Regions from separate parts of the Homo sapiens genome. Here region 2 is linked to region 1. A link is a contact called in ENCODE Hi-C or POLR2A ChIA-PET data. All regions are on one chromosome and are shown on one strand. Each heading gives the region's core, a stretch centred on a gene start or an enhancer-like site at or near the end of the contact. The rest is flanking DNA. Distances are from core to core; before and after follow the strand shown. Region 1 holds the start of PAN2 (poly(A) specific ribonuclease subunit PAN2). Region 2 holds the start of GDF11 (growth differentiation factor 11).

Region 1 (3,019 bases), core at 428-2,927:
CTCAAAAAAAAAAAAAAAAAAAGGCTGGGCGCGGTGGCTCACACCTGTAATCCCAGAACTTTGGGAGGCCGAGGCAGGCAGATCACCATCTAATATTACTGTATTAGAAACAGTAATTACAGCTGAGCTAAATAATCTATGTCATGGATGCTCTTGTGTCTCCTCACAGTATCCTTTTTTCTTTTCTTTTTTTTTTTCTTTTTTTTGAGACGGAGTTTCGCTCTTACTGACCAGGCTGGAGTGCAATGGTGCCATCTCGGCTCACTGCAACCTCCGCCTCCCAGGTTCAAATGATTCTCCTGCCTCAGCCTCCCAAGTAGCTGGGATTACAGGCTCCCGTCACCAGGCCCGGCTAATTTTGTATTTTTAGTGGAGACGGGGTTTCTCCATATTGGTCAGGTTGGTCTCGAACTCCCGACCTCAGGTGATCCGCCCACCTCGGCCTCCCAAAGTGCTGGGATTACAGGCGTGAGCCACTGCGCCCGGCAGACATGGATTATTTAGCCCAGGTTATTAGGGATCTGTAACTCTCATGGGTCTGTTAAGTCTTTCTCAATTTGAGACCTCAAGATGGAGATTTCTTAAAGTGTAGGAACTGTCTATGTCTCTCAGCATCCACCTTTTTCGGAGATTCTATATCTAATGACCTGCGAAGTCAGATCAAATCAGTTTGAGAGACCATCTGTGTTTTTCTCTTGGTCTAGGCTCTAGGTAGGATCTCTGACTGGGTATAGGACCCCACCCCTCTGAGTCCTAGAAATTTAAATTCTTGGTTCCTTTAATGAAGGTCTATTTACCAGCCTTTATTGAGAGAAATGTTATAGAATTGAATCCTCCATGAGGAATGTCTCCCATCAGAGTCCCTTTATGTGGCCTTTAGAAACAGTAATAACAGCTGAGCTAAAGTGCTCTGAGACATCTCACAACCTAGACCCATTTCAAAGTAATTAGAGTTCACAGGACCCACGAATCCTTCAGAATAACAAGTCCCAATTTGCCATGCTCATCCCCCTCTGAGGGATAACGTCCAGCCAGCCTCAAGAGCTAGGGGAATTTGATAACCAGGGGCATCTTGTTACCCGGGAATGTTACCGGGGTCTCTGGGGAGGGAACAATCACGGATGGGAGTTTCAGATGGATGCCTGTAGAAGATGCAGCCACTTGGACTGTGTCAGGAGTCCGGCTCCCGCTTCCTTTTTTTTCTCTCCCATATCTGGAAATAATAGGAAATGCCAGCGAGTTTTGGGGGCAACAGGGTCAGAGGTGGCGGAGTGGCTCACTAGGGCACCGCAGGAAGAGGAGGTAGACTAAGCCCCGCTGGGAATACCCAACAGCGACTCCTAGTGCTTTGCCTTGTGTGTCCCTTATTTTAGAGTTCCTAAAGTTATAGAAAGCATAAAAGTTTGGTTTTCAAACCTAGACGTAATTTTGTTCAAGAAGACTAAAAACAGAGTTACTTTCTAACGCCACCCAACAAGTCCGGCGTCTGGCTGCGTTTGTCCCACCGGCGCCCCGTAACCTCTTTTTCCGGCGCGTGCGTCACACGCTCTCTCCTGGGGTCGCCGTACCTGGCTCCTTCTGATTGGCTTAGATGCGCCCGGAGCCCTTCTGATTGGCTAAAATATGCCCCGAGCCCTTCTTGATTGGAAGAAGCGCCTCGGACCCCGGTCCTTGGCGCCGTAGTGGTTAGGTTGAGCCCTAGGCGTGGGGGAGAACTGGGGAAACTGGAATTTCCCGCGGAGCTGACAGCGCTTGCGCTCCCCCTACTCGTTCTAATTCCACGCGCTCCAAAATATCCGCCATGGAGAAATCTTGGTAATGACCCATTCCCCGTAAGCATCCCAGGAACACATCTGACCCTTGCCCTATCCCCCTCCTCACCGCTGCCGTGGGAGAATTCTAGATAACCGATTTTTCTGGTTCCCCCAGAGAATTCTGGGTAACTAGCCGTTTCCGTCACCTTCCCCTGCCCCCGCCCCAATTGTGGGTAACTGGCCATTATTGTTTTCCTCTAGAGAATCCTGGGTAGCTATTGGAGAGGATTCTAGGAAACTGACTTCTCGTTCTCCCCACCGTCCAATCCACCCGTTTTCACCCCCAATTCTGGGAGAAAGCACCTTAAATCCCTCTACCTAACTCCAACCCCCGCAATTCTCGCTCCCTTCACCTGATGATTCAGGGCTGAACAAGGCAAGTGAGCAGTCCGAAGTGAGAAGAAAGGGAAGTCAAGGATTAGGTTAGATAATGGGGTGGTGGAGAGTACAGAGGGCCTAGCGGAGGAGGGATAGGGACAACAGTTCTACCACCTCCACCCCCACTGCCCATCCCTCCCCCGCCTGCTTCATCCTTTGGCTGGCAGTCTCATCCCTCATGCCTGCCTCATCTCCCTCCTGCCCCCATAACCTAGAAGACCCTAAGTACCAGTACCTGGGCCTACCCTTGACTCAGCTACCTCTTTCCCCTTACAGGCCAGGATGTCCATTCTAGGCCCATCGGTGCTGTCTTGCTGAAGGTTGGGTCAGGCATCTAAAGGGACTGTGGTAAGGGAGGGTGTGACACAGGTGTAAGCTGCCATCGTCATCATGAACTTTGAGGGTCTGGACCCTGGACTGGCAGAATATGCCCCAGCCATGCATTCTGCCCTGGACCCTGTCTTGGATGCCCACCTGAACCCAAGTCTGCTACAGAATGTGGAGCTGGACCCAGAGGGAGTGGCCTTGGAGGCTCTTCCCGTCCAGGAATCAGTGCACATAATGGAAGGTGTCTACTCTGAATTGCACAGCGTGGTGGCTGAAGTGGGTGTACCTGTTTCCGTCTCCCACTTTGACTTGCACGAGGAGATGCTGTGGGTGGGGAGCCACGGGGTAAGAACTGTACCCCTTTGTGAGGGTTGAAAGATGTTGAAGGTCTTTATCTGGTCTTAACCCAAGGAAGCTGCTTTGCAGATAGCCAGTACCGAGGAGTTGTAGTGATGAGACAGCTGGGTCTGGTTGGAGGGATAAAGGGAGAATCTAGGATC
Region 2 (3,045 bases), core at 226-2,725, 590 kb after region 1:
CTCATGTCTATTATATGTTCATCTTCCGTTTGGTCAGGGGCTCGGATGCCTGGGTTCCTGCTCCCCCATCTACTACTTTCTCTTTTTTCCTAGGTCTTCGTCTCTCTCAAGTCCACCTGCGGTAGGGGTGGGCGAATAAGGGATGGAACACTAAGGTTTGAGTAGCCAATGAGTGTCCTTAGCCCCCAGCGCAATGGAGTTGAGCTCTCCGAGCTCGGTCAGTATCAAGAAGGCACAGCTTTTCCGACCCCTTGGGATACCCGGTCTGAGACAGGGGTCAGGATGGAAAGGGTGCCAGCTGGGCTGCCAGGAGGTGTACAGGGCTCTGGGACCCTATTCTTGGGAGAAAGCACACAGTTCTCTGCAACCCGTTGGGCACGTTGCGAACGGAGCACGGAGTGGGGAGTTACCGCCAGGGCCACTGGGAAGCAGAGAGCACTGCAGTCCAGCTGGGGCTGCGGGGGTCCTGCAGCCTCCCGATTCTGTTCTCCAGCCTCCCCACCACGGCTTTTCAGGACAGAGTCACTGCCCAGCCCCAGCTTCCCCGGACTCCAACAAGGATCTTTTTAGCATACTGGGGGTGGAAGGCACTATCTCGAAACCCGCCCCATTTCCCCCGCCCCAACCTCCGGGAACTAGGCGTGCATACAACTTTGCAGCCCATCTCCACCGCTCGGAAAACTTCTATGAAGTAGCCCCCGCTCCCTAATTCGTCAAGTTTTCGCAGAAAAAGCTTCCGGGCCGGGGCAGCAGGGAGCGCCCCGCTTGGAGCAGAAGGCGCCCTTCGCGGGGCCAGAGCCAGCACCCCACTGCTCGCGCCCCGCAGCCCACTTACTCTCCTGGGCCATGCTAATGACGGTCTCGGTGGTGGCGTGGTACTCGTCCTCCTCCAGGAAGTCCTCGGGCTGCAGCGCGTCGCCCTGGAAGTCGTGTAGGTCCAGGATCTGCTGCAGCGGCGGCGCCTTGGGCAGCAGCTGCTTCACCACCTCGCGGCTGATGTTGGGCGCCTCCTTGAGCCGCAGTTTGCTCAAGATCTGCGACTTGATGCTCTCTAGGCGCAGCTCGCGGCTGTGCTGCCGCCAAACGCACACGGGGCAGCCGTCCGGCTCGGGCGCCACGGACGGGGCTGGCCGGCTGGAGCGCTCCCCCCCGACCCCCGCCGCTGCCGCCGCCGCCGCCGCCGCCGCCGCCGCCGCGGGGCCCTCGGCCGCCTCCCCCCGGGGCCGCAGCTCCAGGGCGAGGAGCAGGAAGCCCAGCAGCAGCGGGGCCGCGAGCACCATGCTGGAGGGGAGGGGAGGGAGGACTGGGGGGCGGGGACGCCGGAGTCCCGCGGGGAGGGGGCGGAGGGAGGAGGGAGGGAGGAGGAGGGGGTCCGGGCGGCGCGGGATTGGGGGCTGCCCGGCCGAGGGGGGACCCGGGGGGCCGGGGGCGGCGGGCGCGCGGGCGGGGCGGGCGGGCGGCCGGGGCGGGCGGCTGGGGGGGCCCGAGCCCGGGCCAGGCCCTTTATAGCCCCGGCCCCCGTGTCGTCAGCGGCCGCGATTGGCTGCGGAGCCAACAAAAGAGGCAGCGCTGTCATCCGAGGCGAGAGAGGGAGCCGGAGAGAGCCGAGGAATAGAGAGAGGGAGGGAATGAGGGAGCAAGGGCCAGAGAGAGATGAAGAGACAGAGATATGAGGGGGCGGGGGGGCGGATATAGAGGGAAAGTCAGAGCCAGAGAGACCAAGGAGAATCAGAGAGATAAGGGGGAAGAGACAGAGATAGGAAAAGGAGGAGGAGAGAGGGAGAGACAAAGGAGGAAAAGAAGAGTCAGGGGGAAGACGCAGAGGTGAGAGACTTAGCTAGAGAGGGAAATTGTGTGTCTGTGGGAGACACAGAACCAAGAAGGAGGAAGACTGGGACAACTAGTGGGAGAGTTAGAGTGGAGACAAAAATGGGGAGAAGAGGGGTACCACTAGATAGGGGGAGACAGAGGTCTACAGAGCCAGACCAGAAGAGATCGGGGGTCATGGAGATGGGAACAGCGGCAGAGGAACAGAGGACAGAAGAGTGCCCTGGGAAAGGGGTGGGGGGGGGGGTGGGGGGGAGAGAAATCAGGATGGGGGAGGAGAGAGAGGGGCACAGACAGGGAGACAACAAGGGAGCCCCTGAGGAGGCAGGTGCAGGGGATTGGGGGTGGGGGAGAGGAAAGGCAGAAACTCCTGAGAGAAGGAGCCACAAGAGTCAGCCTTGGTGGGAGCACAGAGAGCCCAGGGGACAGAGGTGGAGAACTTGAGACCAGAGGAGCTCTAGCCACCAGAGGTAGCCCAAAGAAGATGCTCAAGGAAGCCATGGAAGGAAGCACCAGGCTAGGCTCATCAGAGGGATTAAGGGGACTAGGAGAGGAAGAGGTCAGGGACAACCTAAGAAGGTGGAGAGGTGATGGGAAGAACTGAAACAGAGGGAAGACATAGAGCTGGGAAGACTGTGAGCTTGAAACTGGGGCTTAACAGGGCTAATGTAGTCAGCCGGCTGGAAAAGGCAGGAGCTAGAGGCCACTGGGGGAAGGGTGAGAGGAGATGGCTGGAGGCTGTTATACTTGGGGAGAAATCTAGATCTCTGGATTTCTAGCTATATCTTTGGATCTGCAGGGTCTTAGAAGTCTGAGAAGGGGCTGGAGGTTGCAAGGGTGAGCATGGGAAAGAAGTCTGCGCTCAGATGCACGAGATGAAATACAGATGTGGGACCAGCCCTAGTCTTCAGGTGTGATCCTGGGCAGTCAGAGAGCAGAGTAAAACAGTACTAAGGTGAAAAAATGTTTTGAATGTGCTTAACTTCTGACTTCAGGTTTTCCAGGCTTATTTCTGGATCTGAAAGCCCTGGAGCAATAGTCAAATGGAAAATGTTTGTGCCAGGCCAGGCGCGGTGGCTCACGCCTGTAATCCCAGCACTTTGGGAGGCCGAGGTGGGCGGATCACGAGGTCAGGAGATCGAGACCATCCTGGCTAACACGGTGAAACCCTGTCTCTACTAAAAATACAAAAAATTAGCCGGGCGTGGTGGCGGGTGC

Evidence for each region. Hi-C counts contacts between places; a loop is a spot of excess contacts on that map. ChIA-PET counts read pairs that join two places held with the same protein, here RNA polymerase II (POLR2A). Pooled maps may share reads with other maps.
Region 2: a pooled map shows a loop between it and region 1 (3-fold over the local background). The contact joins the promoter of GDF11 here to the promoter of PAN2 in region 1. A Hi-C loop is called at or near these places in 4 of 50 pooled maps. POLR2A ChIA-PET finds 5 or more read pairs at or near these places in 3 of 52 experiments (GM10248, MCF 10A and activated CD4-positive, alpha-beta T cell).

The regions. Positions count from the first base shown.
Region 1 is chr12:56,332,658-56,335,676 of GRCh38, reverse strand. It overlaps PAN2 (poly(A) specific ribonuclease subunit PAN2), which reads left to right and starts at 1,677. Exons shown (of 26, transcript NM_014871.6): 1 at 1,677-1,815; 2 at 2,469-2,864. The coding sequence starts at 2,583. RefSeq lists enhancers at 1,240-1,409, 1,327-1,546, 1,672-1,841 and cis regulatory regions at 1,756, 1,741-1,772.
Region 2 is chr12:55,741,552-55,744,596 of GRCh38, reverse strand. It overlaps GDF11 (growth differentiation factor 11), which reads right to left and starts at 1,475. Exons shown (of 3, transcript NM_005811.5): 1 at 836-1,475. The coding sequence starts at 1,280. RefSeq lists a silencer at 440-499.